Linked DNA regions of Homo sapiens: region 2 is linked to region 1. Evidence: read pairs that join two places in POLR2A ChIA-PET (ENCODE). Cell type or tissue: endothelial cell of umbilical vein. All regions are shown on one strand.

Region 1 (8,000 bases):
CAACATGGTCTACTAATAAGCTGGCTGCATGAAAGTGAGCTGGAATTTCTTCCCCACATAGTCTTTTGTTCTTTTGATGGGAGATGGCAAAAAGGAAAGCTTTGCAAAGTCACACCTCATTTTGCATACTTACTAGAATAAAAGAAGAATGTTCAGAATACGCACAGATGAATAGAATGTCTGACCTTAATGTCATTTTTATTAGAATGTACCAAGCCTTCCGTTTTTCAACTAGCAATAGCTATGGTTACATTTCTCATATTTTTTGGAAACCATCGGTTAGAGCAGTTGTGTCCCCAAATATTCTTCATCTTAATGATGTGAAAAACAAATTACTAGACACTAAATTACTAAACATTTTATATATTAAGGTTCTCAAAATTTTACAAATTAACTGAAGCTAAAAATTAAAGCAAAACAGTGACAAAACACTCAAAATGTAATTTCAAAGTTAGCAATTTTTTGTTAACTATATAATTATGGAAGAAACATGCATCTTTATGAATCTGAAATGTTGATGTACATTATTTTAGTTCAGTATTACTTTATTTCTTCTCCCAAATGTTACTGAGCAGTAAAGAACAGATTAATTTCCATGTTCTTCCCTATGGCAGCATATAAAATATTATTTAAATAAGGATATATGGAGTAAGTCTGAGCCTAGGTTAGAACTCTAGTGTGTATAGTGGAAAACTTGATAGGCTTAAGAAAGACTTAAAATCTTGTTTAATAGAAACTCCAGATATAAATATAAGAAGACAAGACTGCATAATGATCCTCCATGAACCCATTATAGCCTCAAGAGTTACTAAATAATGACAAATCCTTTTCTTTTTGATCCATAACTCCACTCACACCCCTTTTCACTTGATTATTTAAAAGTGAGAGCCTGAGCAACATAGCGAGACCCCATTTCTACAAAAAATTAAAAATAAAAGCTAGCCAGGCATGGTGGTTTGCACCTGTGTTCCTAGCTACTGAGGAAGCTAAGGCAAGAGGAGCACTTGAGCACAGGAGTTCAAGGCTACGGTGAGCTATGATTGTGTCACTGCACTCCAGCCTCGGTGACAGAGCGAGACCCCCATCTCTTAAAAAACAAACAAACAAAAAAAAGAAATGAGTTCCAGACATCAAAAAATTTAGAAATAAATATTTGAGTGTGTAACTGTAAAATATAATGGTTCTTAATAAGTACAACACAGTAGGCCAGGTGTGGTGACTCATGCCTGTAATCCCAACACTTTGGGAGGCTGAGGTGGGTGGATCACTTGAGGTCAGGAGTTTGAGACCAGCCTGGCCAACATGGCGAAACCCCATCTCTACTAAAAATACAAAAATTAGCTGGGTGTGGTGGCGCATGCCTGTAATCCCAGTTACTTGGGAGGCTGAGGCAGGAGAATCACTTGAACCCCTGAGGTGGAGGTTGCAGTGAGACGAGATCACACCATTCAACTCCAGCCTGGGCAACAGAGTGAGACCATATATATATATATATATATATATATATATATATATATATATATATATATATCACAATAGTATTCACATGCTGCTTCAATTAATTTCTTTTTTAACTAAATGTCTAGTCACTTCACATTTCCCAGGTTATCATATATATAGTTATATATTTATGTATAATAAATACATGACATATATTTGCCATTATATAAGTATATGATATATTCAATATATTCAATATGCATTCAAAAATATTTGAAAATTCAAATGAAGTCTATATATTCCCACTGGTTGAAATGTTGCTTGTCTTTTTTTCACTTGCTAGTTACACTTCCCTTTTCCTTTCTCTCTGTTTTTCCTGTCATTTTGTTGTTGTTATTGAGGAAACTAAGTCATCAGTCCTAGAAAGCTCTCAACACAGAAACTGCTTTTTGCTGATTGTCAGTAATGACAGAAAAACAATTGCCTAAGTTGTCTGTTGCTAAGAATATTTTTTTCAGAATAAGAACAGATGAAGGAAGGAGGCAGAGGAAGTATTCTCTGATGTCCAAAGTTTGTGTGGAACACAGGAAAGAAGGCCAGACCAGAGATTAAATCCTGACTCTGAGAAAGACTGGCTTGGTATGAGGCAAATTTTTATTTTTCTGGGTGTCAGTGTCCAGGTATATAAAATCACATATAAGTACATCATAGTTAAATTACTGAAAACCAAATATATTTTTTAAGTTGTGAAGGCAGCTAGAGAATAAAAGACATGTTTTTTAACAGGATAACAATAAGAGTGATAGCTGATGTCACAATGAATACCTAAAACAAGTTATCTTGAAAGAAGAGTGGAGATGAAATGCTTAGTGACGTTAAAAGCTTATGTGAAATATTAAAAGTAATAACCTGTGATAGAGAAACAAACACACAAAAAGAAATTATATGGTTTAAAGCTTTGGTCTGGGGCAACTGAACCAAGGTCAAATCTCAGCTTCACCATTTTGTTTCTATACAGCTTGTGGTAGTTACATTGGCTGATTCTTAATTTTCCTTATCTTTCAAATGGTTATAATAATGTCTACCTCATGGAGATGTTGTAAAGATTAAAAGATAGAAATCAGTAAGTTGCTTAATAAGTGTCATAGCTATCACAAATTGACAAACGTGATTGGGGGAAGAGACTATGCTAAGGAAATATAAATAAAATGACCCTGAATTTTTCCTTTCTTTCATGTTTATGTATGTGTATGTGAGAGGCTGAAGTGACTATCATCACAGTAAACCCAATATTTGAAATAATTCATTTGAATAATTTATTTTCTTTTCAATTATTTTCTAGCTGAGTTAGAAGGTTTTTGGGTTTTTTTTTATTTTGGTTTTTTGTTTGTTTGTGTGAGATGGAGTTTCACTCTCGTCAACCAGGCTGGAGTGCAATGGCACGATTTTGACTCACTGCAACCTCCACTCCCAGGTTCAAGTGATTCTCTTGTCTCAGCCTCCAGAGTAGCTGGGATTGCAGGCGCCTGCCACTATGGCTGGCTAATTTTCATATTTTTAGTAGAGACGGGGTTTCACCATGTTGTCCAGGCATGTCTCAAACTCCTAACCTCAGTTGATCCGCCTGCCTCGGCTTCCCAAAGTGCTGGGATTACAGGCGTGAGCCACCGCGCTGAGCCTGTTTTTGTTGTTGTTGTTGTTGTTTTTGTTGTTGTTGTTGTTTTTAATAAGTAAGGAAGACATAGTCAGAAGGATATGAGAAGGGATATACAGGGGCTCAAACTTTATTTCCCTGGCTGAGGGTACATTATTGTTCCTTGTATTATCCTCCATGCCTGTCTTTATGTCTAAAAGCTTTATAATAATTTCCAAAGTTATAATTTAATTATGGTTAGCTAGCACTAAGAAATGACAAGTCTTCAGCAAATCTGTGGGATAATTTAGTTTCAAGTTTCAGCTAATGACGTATGGGGTGTGCAGAATGTGTTAATGATATGTTATATTACAGCTGTCGATTACAAACAACTTTACTTCCTGTTTCTCTGCTCTTTATCTGTTTAATATCCTCTTTCTCATATACCCAAACACTTCTCTTCCTTTAAGGATATTAAGTCACCTTTGCAGTTATTAATGTTATATTGGTTGAAATAATTTAGGGAATGAGGTCAACAATGTACAGACTAGATAATGTGGCTCCTGGACTGCAGCAACATTGGCTGCAGTTAGCCAGGAAAAATTTGTTAGATTATTGGAAGCTGTTTTTATTTTTTTCATTAAATTTTAAATACATTCTGCTTAGTCAAGCCTACATGGAAAGGGTTTTATTTGATAGTTTTCAGTGCTCAATCTATTATTCTAATGAATGATATATAAACATGTTTGTTTATATATTGTTATCTTACTTCAATGATTTTTCATAATTATTAAAGCAAGCTCTGGTATGAATTAATGAAGGTATGTCGATTTTAGCAAAAGACAAGGATGCTTCCAGTTTTTTTTTTATTTTTAATTTTTTAAATTAACCTTTAAATGTATCACATTTTTAGGGATCATAGTTCAGGCTTACTCTAGCTGGCATTGTTCTCTCTAGATATGTATTTATCTATTTGGAGGAACTGTTGTGCTGTAGAGTGTTTCGGAGAGAAATTTTTATAAGAAATAATGTTTATTTAGAATAAATAATTTGATATTTTCTTAGAGCGTTTATTTATTTTCCACTTAGAAAATAAGGTTCTTCTGGTAGTAGAACTTAGTTTTTGGTTTGGGTCTCATTCATATAACCCATGTATATAGAATGATGTCAAATATAAGTCATCTCCAGAGCAGATGTGAATTAAGGATCACACCAGCTGTACATTCTTCTGTCAGACCACAGTGGTTGGTTCAAAGATAGGTACATTACCTACGTTAAGCCAATCAGAATGAACAAGTTGGATGTGGAGCAGTGAGAATGCAGTTCTGGAGCAGCAAAGATCTGCTTGTGACAAAGAGAAGAGACCCTTATTAATAATAAAACAAAAAATGGGGGAAAGATGATGGGAGAGAGGGAGGACAACTGAGTTATTTTGATAAAGCCCCTGATTGACCACATCAGAAGTTAGCATATCCCTTGGTCCTGAAATCGAGTTTGGTTTTAGTTTTCTGGATTCACCAATAAATGAGTCCTAATTGATACAATTTCATTGATAATGTTTAAACTGAAAGTATTATAAAAATAAATTACTACAATATTAAAAAGAATTCTGGATGTTTATTATCTTTGTGAAACTAGCTTTTTGATACCATATAGTTTTTGAACTCAACATTTTAGTTTTTATTTGATGTTTGAGGTAGCCCAAAGAACAGCAACTACATTCTTGCCACATATTGACAGGCATGCAGCCAAACTTAAAAAAAATATAGTCTAATTAATCCCCAAGTACCTACCCTGTTTGAGCCTCTTTGCTCCTCACCCTCCATGTATATCCCATGAAAATATTTAATCTTATGGATTTATGAGTTTGTTTAGTTAACTAGATAGTTCCAATATTCTGCTCAACATTTTATAAGTCACCAGAGTTTAGAAATGCCATATTCCCAGTATTAGGCATATACTGAATAGTCTTTTATGTTATAGACAATTTCCTTTTTCAATCCCCAAGGGGGCATCAGGGTCAAACTCAATGATACTCTTATTCTCAGGTTGCTGGCAGAAGAACTAATTCCGTGACAACGGCTCTCTCTCTATCTCTGACCTCCAAACCCCTGAATTTCTGATGAATGGCACCCTAGGAAACGAGGCTTGACATGTTTGCTTGCTTGTTTGAAATCAATCGAGAAAGTAAAAAGTACTTTAGAGATGCATGGGGTTCTCACATGGATTTATTGCAGAAAAATATATTTATTTTCTAATACATAATTTACTTCCTTTTTTTAGGCAGAGAGATCCATTTGTGTTTCAAGAGGTATAAGCAAGAGTGATGATTGAGAGCTTAACATAGACATAATCTCTAGCTCTCGATGATTAGTTCTCCATGGATTTTTGCCATGGATTAATACACAGCTGCAAAATTTGTGCAGTAATCCTCAGCTATGCAATTTGGTGGCAGGCTTTATTTTAGAGCCATTGTCCCTACAAATAATTAGAACACAACATGTATCAGTGCTTAGTTTATATCTTCATACTGATAGATAAACTGATAGATAAAGGGAAGGCAATAGCCTAAAACTACAAGGAAGTCAACACAGAGATAAAATCTGACAGTAAGATACATTATGTGTGAGTGAATTGGGTTATTATTCAGTAAGAGCAGGGTGGCTTCAGGGCAGTGATGGCATGTGAGTTGTACCTCAAATAGTGGCTTGGGTTGTATGAGAACTATGCATTTCTAATAGGAGTAGAGGTGGCAGAACAATGTAGGCAAGGCATGTGTGTGAGCAGGAGATAAAGCCTGGTGGAACAAAGTGGTCACACTTGGAAGAAATGAGACATAATGATAGAAGTGAATCCTGAGCACACGGTTGAGGAGGGTATGTACCGACAGTCAAAGGGTTTCAGAATTTATCCTGTGAACATTACGTGTTCTTACTGTTTTTAGGTATCTGCAGGTAGCTAATGAGAAAAAAAAAATCAGGTTAGCATGCATGTTTTGGCTTCTGGAAAACCAAATTAGGGAACATTTGGGAAAGCCCTTTTCATCATAATAACTGGTTCAAAACAACAAAATGGAGTGGAAAGTAGTCAATGTACCATTCTCTTTGAATGTGCGGAAATGACAGGATTAAATTCAATTAGTTTTGAAATCATCTGCTATGACTAGAGGAAGGCAGCATAGTTATCTCACCTTAATTAGTAGTAAAATGGAAGACAAAGTTACAGCAACATGGCTTTGGGGAGATACCTGGAACAAGTAGGATAATATTAACATGGCATTGTTGAGATGCCTTAGGTTATGGGAAATCACAGCTTCAAATACTAACTCACAGCATAGAGAGGCCAAGAAATAGCTACAGTAAATAAATGAATATGCCACTCAGCAGACAGAAAGAAGGGAAATGAAAGTTCTCTTTAAGACACATAATAATAATCAAGGTTCCAAAACTACTAGACTTAGTATATAGTTATCACCCAGACTGGAACCACTGTATGTCTGAGAAATGAAGAGATATTGTCAAGATATTGTCAGTCAAGAAAAAAGCAGCACTGTTGGGAAGGGAGGGTGAAGAGTGTTCTAGATTCAAGTGCAACTTGAGAGAAAGTATAAAATTGATAGATATTGTTTGGATAGAAAGATTAAGGAAAGAACAGGCAGAAGATGGCTTAACAGTTGAGACAGGTTTATTGAGAGTAAATCTGAGAAGGGCTTTTGGCCAGCAGGGTCAGGAGCAAAATTCTCTTACTGCCTGAGGCTTTTTTAAAGGGCCTGGTGGAGAAGTGTGCTTTGAAGCAAAATTTTATTAGTAAGGGGTTGGGAAAGTGCTGGCTGGTTTGTTATGGTTAGCGCCATTATGCTCTGTTGAAGCTATGGGCAGGGCTGACATTTGCAGTTTTGGCCAGGTGGCTTAAGATGGTGGGGTGTTACAAAGATGACGGTACTCTTGTCCTATCAATCTGGACTCTGTGGTTAGATAAGGAGATGGGCCAGCATGCTTTTATGGGTACTTCCTGCTGAAAGGGGGCTGTGAGATTGTTGGTTCCGGATTGACTGGAGGAGTTTTCAGGTGTTCCTCCACCGTTTTCAGGTGTTCCTGGGTGGCGGCTTGTGAGATGGCTGTGATCCTGTTGGTAAGGAACTTTTGGGAGAGGGTTACTAAACATGGTAAAACAATAATTCCAGGCCGATTATTATTAGAAGGCCTATGAAGGGGAGAATTCGGGTTAATAATTTACCATTTAACCAGGAACTAATTTGGTTTTTTTGTTGCTCCCTAATTCTTTGAGTTTTTTTCATTCAGTTTTGAGGCTGCATCCCTTATCAAGCCTGACTGGTTGAGATAAAAGCAGCATTCTTCCCCTAGAGAGAAGCAGAGACCTCCCTTCTCTGCTGTAAGGAGGCCGAGTCTTCTCTGGTTTTGGAGGACTACTCTAGTTGGGGAGTCTAGCTGGTCTTGAATTTTTACAAAGCCTTTCGCTGTATTTTCCAGGGATTCTTGTAGGTCTGTGGAGAGAGCCTCAAAATATGAGAGTGAAATGTCTCATTCCCCAGCTCCTAAGCTGATGCCCAGCACAGCCAATAAGGGAATGATTTAGATTGCCCTTTTCTGTTTGACATGTTGAACGGAAGGCACTGGCAAGGATTGGTTAGGGGGAGGTATTCTAATGGCTAGAGAAAGGTAGGCCAGAGTACAGGTGCCTGTCCGATTAGTTGGGAGGCAGAGGTATGTGTTGGTGCCACACAAGAAAAACAAGCCTGCTTTGGAAATGCAGGTAGAGATATGAAGGGCAAAAGGTGGATTAAGGGACTGTTTTTTTGTGGTGGGTTTCTGTCTCCAAACAGACAGTGGAGATGCAAGGGAGGCTTCAGTGATAGTGGAGATGTGTTAGGAGTTGACCTTTGTACATTTAATGAAATATGAAGTGG
Region 2 (8,000 bases), 480 kb after region 1:
CACAATGTGTTATCTAAAACAACTAAATCAGCCTCCAAAAGCCTGATCTGTAAGTTGGGAACAATAATTATTTCATTGGGCTTTAGTGAGAATTAAGTGAAAACATATCTAAAGTGTACGGCACATATTAGGGCTTAAAATTTGAATTTGCTTCACTGCTAAAAAGCTACTACTGCCTATTATTATTATGTGAATATCTAAAATTAATTAAAATCTGGTCACTTTATGTTAACAAAAGTCCAATTATTAACTAAATATTTACTAAATGGTCACTGCTGTGTTAAAATTCAAATCATTATGTCATAAAAGTAGCATTTTCACTCACTCAAAGGAACTTGAAGTCTACAGAAATAAAGATCCTCATGTTAAACACCATACAAAACAATTAAATAACAAGGGGGAAAATAAAAGCTCACAATGCTCTCTTGAATATGATCTAATTTCATGCGGGTTGAGATGTCTACCTCTTTTGTTCATTGATGTCTTCCAAGAACAAGGAATAATATCTAGCACATGATAGGTATTCAGGAAGTGTGTGTGAATAAATAAATTAATCAAGTGTCATGCACCTGCTGGATTGCAGGGTAAACTATAATGAGTCAGACAAAAAAATAAAAAGGAGCCCTAAGGATAACCCTTCTGAAAAAGCTTCATGGAGAGGGAGGAGTTGAACTGGGAAGGAATTAACAGGGAAAGAGAGAAAAGAAGGCATTCCAGGCCAAGCCCAGGCAACTCTAGGCTTGCTTTCTCAAATTGTCTCAGGAGTATTTTATGTAACAAAAGGGGTTCACATCCATATTTTTTAAGTTAAATGCAAGAGGAAAAAGAATGATTAAAAGGAAGGAGTAAAGTATATTATAAGAGTTAATGATAAGTATTTCCTTTTCTGACTCGTTTATTCCGATGATAACAAGGTACTGTGAAGCCACTGGAATTTGGTAAAATGACTATTGGACTTGGAATCAGTTACAGTCAAAATGTCAACCCTTAGTATCTGTGTGATCTTGGGCAAGTTTACTTTCTATGAATCACTTTTAGCTTCATCTGGAAAATGGGTCATTTCACATATTTTTAAAAATCTTTTAGGAAAATTGAATTAAAAAGTGCTTGCTAAGTGCCTAGAAAAGAACATGGTTCATAGTGCACAATCAATATATGATCGCTTTGTTTCTCCTTACAGAGACATTCTAATGATTTAATGAGATATCCTCTTCATACAACTTTTTCAGCATACTGGAAGCAGTCCATAACACCACAAATACATTTACTATTAACTTGATACTATTTGAAGTCACAATAAAACTTTTTAAAACACTTAGGAATAATATACTCTAAATCATGTTTTATTTACTTTTAAAACTCGAAAATCCTTTTATTCTTACAGTAATGTGTTCACTCGATATTTTAAGCATCTACAATGAGCTAAATAATTTCTATGATGCCCAGACTAGGATATAAAGATGAAGTAGTTAACAATATAATTCAGGAATGAAGCCCCAAATAAGCAACTATTAGCTACAATATAATGTTACCTGCTCTTATGTTTTCATTTATATGGAAATAAGAATAGAGAGTAACTCGGGAATTCATAGGGTTTTAACATTGAAGCTAAGTCATGAAGACTGGTTTCATGGGTGAGAGACCTCTGCAGTCACACAGCATGCTGCATTCAGAAGGACCCCATGCTTGCTTTAATGTTCTGTTGGCAGCATCTCAAAATTCTTAACAATTTTATCTTTTAACTTGTGTTTTGTAAGTGAAATCTGATGGGACAATGAAGAATGCATATGACTAAAGTGTGTTCATAGAGCATTGGCCCCATGAACACAGAATTCAATGGACCCACACTTTGTGGGAGTTCAACAACAATCAAAAGGAGTAAAAGTTAAACATATTCCATCAAAGGGGGCTCTGAAGCCCCCAGAGGCCACAATTTACTAGGAACCAGAACTTGCTTCAAACTTAAGGCAATGGCAGGATTCAACCAAGGATCCATATCAAACACTTTCTTCATCATATTACTTATTTATATCAGAAAATTATTAATGCTGAAAATAAAAGTAAGGTAAAAAAGGAAAAGATAGAGCAACTGATAGTTTATTTTCCTTTTTGCCTGTCTTTCTTGACTTATCAGTAAGCTGAAGTTAGAGAGTGTTGGTAGAATACGTGCCTATGAAGAAATGAAATAAAAACATATGAGCAGTTTTCTGCTGTAGTATTTTCACTGTTCTTTCAAGAGAGAAATGTATGAGCTACCAAATACAAATTGTGTCATTTCAATGGTTAAGAATTAGATGTTTTTAAATCTGGTATTTTAAAACCAGCTTATTTGGTTTTTAAAATGGTATTGAATAATATAGGTGAGCGTTAAAATTTATGCTAATAATTTAAAATTTTTTATTACTTAGAAAAACATTAAGTGGCAAATTAAACAAAGACATATCAAGGCAAGAGAGAGACTATAGAAGACAGCAAAAAACTTTATATTTTAATGCCTTATATCTACACTTTTTTCCCATAATCTTTGAATAAAAGGCCTCACATTTTTATCTTTCATTGAGCTCATAATTTATGTAAACAACCCTGATAAGGGAATATATTGACTACAATGTTCATAGTATAAGATTATGCATTAGTCTGTTCTTGCATTGCTATAAAGAAACACCTGAGACGGGGTAATTTATAAAGAAAAGAGATTTAATTGACTCATGGTTCCACAGCCTGTACAGAGTGTATGATGCTGGCGTCTGCTCGACTTCTGGGGAGGCCTCAGGAAACTTACAATCACGGCAGAAGGCAAAGGGGGAGCCAGCACGTCACATGGCCAGAGCAGGGGCAAGAAAGAGGGAGGGGGTGGTGCTACACACTTTTAAACCACCAGATTGCGCTAGAACGCACTCACTATTGCGAGGAAAATACCAAGAGGATGGCACTAAACCATTTGTGATAAACCGTCCCTATGATCCTATCGCCTCCCACCAGGCCCCACTTCCAACATTGGGGATTGCAATTCAGCATGAGATTTAGATGGGGACACAGGTCCAAACCATGTCAGGTTATAAAGAGAAGTGGGGGGCCAGGCATGGTGGCTCTCGCCTGTAATCTTAGCACTTGAGGTCAAGAGTTTGAGTCAGCCTGGCCAGCATGGTGAAACTCCGTCTCCACTATAAATACAGACATTAGCTGGACGTGGTGGTGAGTGCCTATAATTCCAGCTACTGAGGAGGCTGAGGTAGGAGAATTCTTTGAACCCATGAGGCAGAGGTTGCGGCGAGCCGTGGGCCAATCCACTCCAGCCTGGGCGACAGGGTGAGACTCTGTCTCACAAAAAAACAAAAAACAAAAATAAAAAACACAACAACAAAAAGAGAGAGAGAGAGAGAAGTGGGACATGGCATATTTAAAAGGCATGCTTTCAGGAAGAAGCCAACTGGGTGAACAAGGGATGGCTGAAATTAGCCTAAAATTTACCTCACAGACACCATTTTTGCTAGAATTTTTCAGCTAAGAATTACACTTCAATGTCAGATGTCAGCAAAAACGTATGATTCTCTACCTCAGAAAGATCTCTCAAGACTATGTTGTTGCTTTTGGGGGAAAGGACAAAGAATGTGGCCATATCATGGAATTCCCTATGCCATCTCTGTGGTATAAATGTTAAAAAAAAAAAAAAAAAAAAAGAATTTCCTGGCTCACAGGCTGATTCATGAAGATTGAGAAAGTGAGGAAGTGCATGACAAAAGAGAGAAGTGAGAAATGAGGGGCACAAGGACAGTGTGACTGCATGTATTGTCGCTATGCTTCTAACTCCTTTTCCTGAATCGAACTAGCGAAGCTGAATGTCTCTAGCAGAGAAGTTGTCTTTAGTTATCTACACAATGGTGCATACTGAAACGGACAATCCTGTGTTTAGAAATTAGTCAACAGCCATGCAAATTAATGATTATTTACCCTGGAGGAGTATGAATCAAATCATTTTTAATTAAATAAAACTAACGATGGCAAGGCAAAAAATCATTATTATTTTATGATAAATTATGCTGGGGTGTAATATATTGAGACTTTATCAATTTAGAAGTGCCATTGTTTTCAGATCCTTCTAAGAAAAGGTAATCTATTTGGTAAAAATGTTGATGATTAAATTAAAAATATCCTTTGAGTTTAGCAGAAGACTTTCACCCAGCTGTGTGGTGGCAAGGAATTTGTAAAGTATTTTTTTATACAATGGATCTCACCATAGCACCCTTTCATAGATGTTAATACTTTACACTAATATATTTTTAGTGATTGATTGGGTAATTTTGCTTGAAAAATGTACCTAATGGAAAAAAGCCTAGTAATTTTTCAGAAATTAGATGCTAAACACTGTAGTAGGTTGTCAAACATATATTATCTTATTTAGTGCTCATAAAAACAAATTAAATTTGAAGGCACTACTATTATATTCATTTATGGAAGAGAGAATGAAGGTAAGAAAGATTGCTCAAACTGGTCTTTTGTATGGCAGAGAGGATTTAGCAGTACATTGTCAACTCCCCCACTGGAGTCCCTGGCTTCCTGATCTGCTCACAGTTATTATAATTTCCATTTCAGTTTGAAATACCTGTGAATATATTGTTTATTAGTATGAATACTGCTTATTGGGTATGATAATTATAAAGTATAGGCTCATTTCAGAATTATTTCATAGTTCACTTCCATGAATAACCAAGATTTTGAAATAATAAAAAAAAAAAAAACCACTAACAACTAAAGCACATGTTGATGGGAGGATAGGGAGGGTTATGAGAGAGTTCCAGAAAAGAAATTCACCTAAAGTAAAAAATTTACTACAACAGCAGCAAAATATTTTAAGAGAGGGAGCCCTGAGGTCAAGGGCTATTGGAAATCCCTGCAAAAATTAGACAATGTAAGACAGTCCCCATTCCAGGTGAGAAGTTGCAGTTTACTAGTTATCAGCTCAAGTGTCTGAGATGCTCCCTGATATCAGGTCTTCCACAAACAGAAGAGCCTTGCTCATGGTGGACCACTGTGAAAATTGGAGAATAGAGGACCCAGTGTATCCAACTCATGTGCTCAAGCCATGTGGACTTGCCACAGCATCACCTTGGGAATACTTGCAATTTAGGAATCAAAAGAAACAATCTTAACCTCTTTTCTTATCTTTTAATTTTATTGTAGATTTTTTTTTTTGTAAAAGGGAGTTTTTTAAAATATATTTAAGCCATGTTTCTAAGCTTCTGGACTTTGTTTCCTGTTTTAAAAAATTATTTTGCCCCTTTAAAAACTATCAAAAATGTAAATTACTCTTGTTTTTGTCTAGTAGTTTTTGGCCTCTTGTTTTGCCAGTATTTTTTCATCTGGAGTCTATTTTTATCTTTGAACAAAAATAGAGATTCAGTATTATTTTTCCTCTGAAATGGCTAATTGTCACGAAATGATTTATTGAATAATCTGTCTTTTCCCCATAGAGGTTAAGTGCCAGTTTTATCATATGCTCAATCTCTATATGATTCTATTTCTGTATTATCTATTCTGTTTCATTGGGTATTAACCTATTACTGGTTGATAGCCTGCTGCTTTTATTATTGTAGCTTTATTATTTATTTAAATATCTGGGAGAGCTAGTCTCTTATATTTAGCCAAAAATATTCTGAAAAAGAAGACTTTTTACAAGATTGTGTTTTGCATTTGAACTCCACAACGACTTTCTCTGATTCTTAAAAATCCTGACATATTTTATTAAATGGTGCTGTCCATTATATTAAAGCTTAAGAACCTGTTCAGCTTGTTTCTGTTTATTTGTATCCTTCCTGTGGATAAATCATATCATATCTTTGTTATAAAGTTGTATTATGCTCTTTTAAAATATACATTAACCTCCCCCATTCTCAGTGTAATAAACACCATTTATTTTACTTAGTATTAAATATATGTGGCTGGCTGAGGAGATCAGTTATCTATCTTTCCCATTCCTGGGCAGTAAATAAGGAAGAAAAATGGGTTTTTGTTTGATACGTAGCAAGTTATTGGTTTGTAACATGCGAATGACGGCTGGTATAAAGATAAGCTTTTAAGTAAATGCATGTGTAACATATATGCATGTTTAAGGGGATTTGAAATCTATGGTAGCCACTCAAAGAGTCTGAGCCCATCTACCCTCGATACTTGGCTTAGTCAGGAGTAAAGAAATCATTGTGATTTTGACTTTATCAAGACTCAAAATTTAGCCTGGCATGATGGCACACAACCATAATACTAGGACTTGGGAGGTTGAGGTGGGAGGATCGCTTGAGCCCAGGAATTCAAGGTCACAGTGAGCTATGATCACACCACTGCCCTCCAGCCTGGACAAGAGAGTAAGAACCCATCTCTTAAGAAAAATAATATACTAACGAAATAAAAATGTATAAGACTCATAAAACCTAGGGGTAATATAAGAGTGAAAAATTAAAAATGAGTAACTCAGAGAGATTATTGTGCCTAAGTACTTGTACTGAAAAAGAGATAACGTACTATTTAAATATATGTATATATATATATACATATACATACATACACACATTACTATATTACAAATGTAACAATATTTTTTGTCATGTAAAACAATGCTGTGGACTCCATTTGGGGCACCTGTTCAGGTTACAACCTTTCCTCTTTTAATTCTCACCATACCCACAGGGAAAATGCAGTTGATAGAACCGTGGTGGAAATCTGACCTAAACTGGGCCAGTAAGAATACCTTCCTAGGACTTCTAAACTTAAGAGTAGAAAGAAAGAAATTTTCTCTGAGTTATTTTATACGTAAAACATGAGCTCATAAGCTCAGGAGCCTCTTTCTACCTGCCACATGAAACACAGAAACAGGTCATGATGGTAGTCTCATAAAGATAAATTGAGTGGAACAGAAGGAGCCAGGAAGCAATGAGGAGAATCCAGGTGGCTTCATAAGTCTCTGAAGTGTAGCTGCCTGATCTTGAGCTCTATGAGACATATCTGAGTTTTTTTTCACTAAGCCCTTCTCTCTCCTTTTATTTGGCTTAAATTAGCTATGATTTGGGATTCAGAGAGTCTTTGAGACACCTAGGAAGTAGTTCAATTAATAGTCCTTCAGATTTGGATGCAAATCTCAAGCCTGTGATTTGGACAAATTGCCTAACTTCTGTAATATTTTTTGTGGGTCTTCAACAGTAAAACTAGGATTAAACCCTACCTCAAAACTGATAAAAAGGACTACAGTGTGTCTTGTGTGTTGAGGTAGGCTCCTACAAACCTTCAGGAGCCAGCTACTAACTTATCAAACATTTCACCAGCTTGTTGTTAATCCTGTTAATAGCTTGAAATTGGCTGTGGTGGGAGTGTTTACAACCACATAAATTGGCTAAAATACATTTTTTTTTTTGTTTTTAAAGGCTGTTCACCAGCACAGAACTAATTATAATAATAGATGTAAAGGGCTTACCCACTACCTGATCCATCATAAACACTCAATAAAGTGATATTATTATTAAAAAATTATTGTGTAGATTCTGAATCAATGAACCTATGCAATCTAATTGTATTATGAGAATATACAACAAGTGTCATTAGCAAATAGAGAAACTATGTTCATCATAGTTTATTCAAACTGCAAAGAAGGGTGTTAGTATGTCTTCCAAGCAGCAGACAACAAGAAGGAATTAAAAATGCATGGACCATATTAGGAAAATTGTCTGGATGACAAAATTGTCAGGAATTCAGGAAGACTGGGTGAGCTATCAGACCAGGGTGCAAAAAGAACTGCATCTCCATGACTGAAGGAGAAAGAGAGAAAGCCTGGGCAGGTGTTTTCAAAATCTTCCCAGCCTGCCAGATCTTCCAAGAAAGGTTTGACAAAGCCAATGGTTGGCACTCAAAGGGCCCCTGCTTTCCCCAGAGTGAGTCTGCCTTAGTATTCTTGCAGCAGTAGGTACTGGCCAGAAGCAGCCTAGGCACGGTCTTCAATTCAAGGCAGGACAAAT

The links. Peaks named below come from ENCODE experiments on the same cell type or tissue, not always from the same donor. Only the 100,000 strongest peaks of a DNase experiment are listed, where the experiment ranks them.
Region 2: POLR2A ChIA-PET joins it to region 1 with 11 read pairs; 2 of 35 experiments call an interaction of 5 or more read pairs at or near these places.

The regions. Positions count from the first base shown.
Region 1 is chr11:104,733,258-104,741,257 of GRCh38, forward strand. No RefSeq gene overlaps it. Among named protein-coding and RNA genes, the nearest start is that of LINC02552, 130 kb to the left of the region's middle. In endothelial cell of umbilical vein, no CTCF peak of the experiment used is centred here; a DNase peak (open chromatin) is centred at 3,464.
Region 2 is chr11:105,216,617-105,224,616 of GRCh38, forward strand. All of the region lies in intron 4 of LOC105369468 (a long non-coding RNA gene), which reads right to left. Among named protein-coding and RNA genes, the nearest start is that of CARD18, 81 kb to the left of the region's middle. In endothelial cell of umbilical vein, no CTCF peak of the experiment used is centred here; no DNase peak of the experiment used is centred here.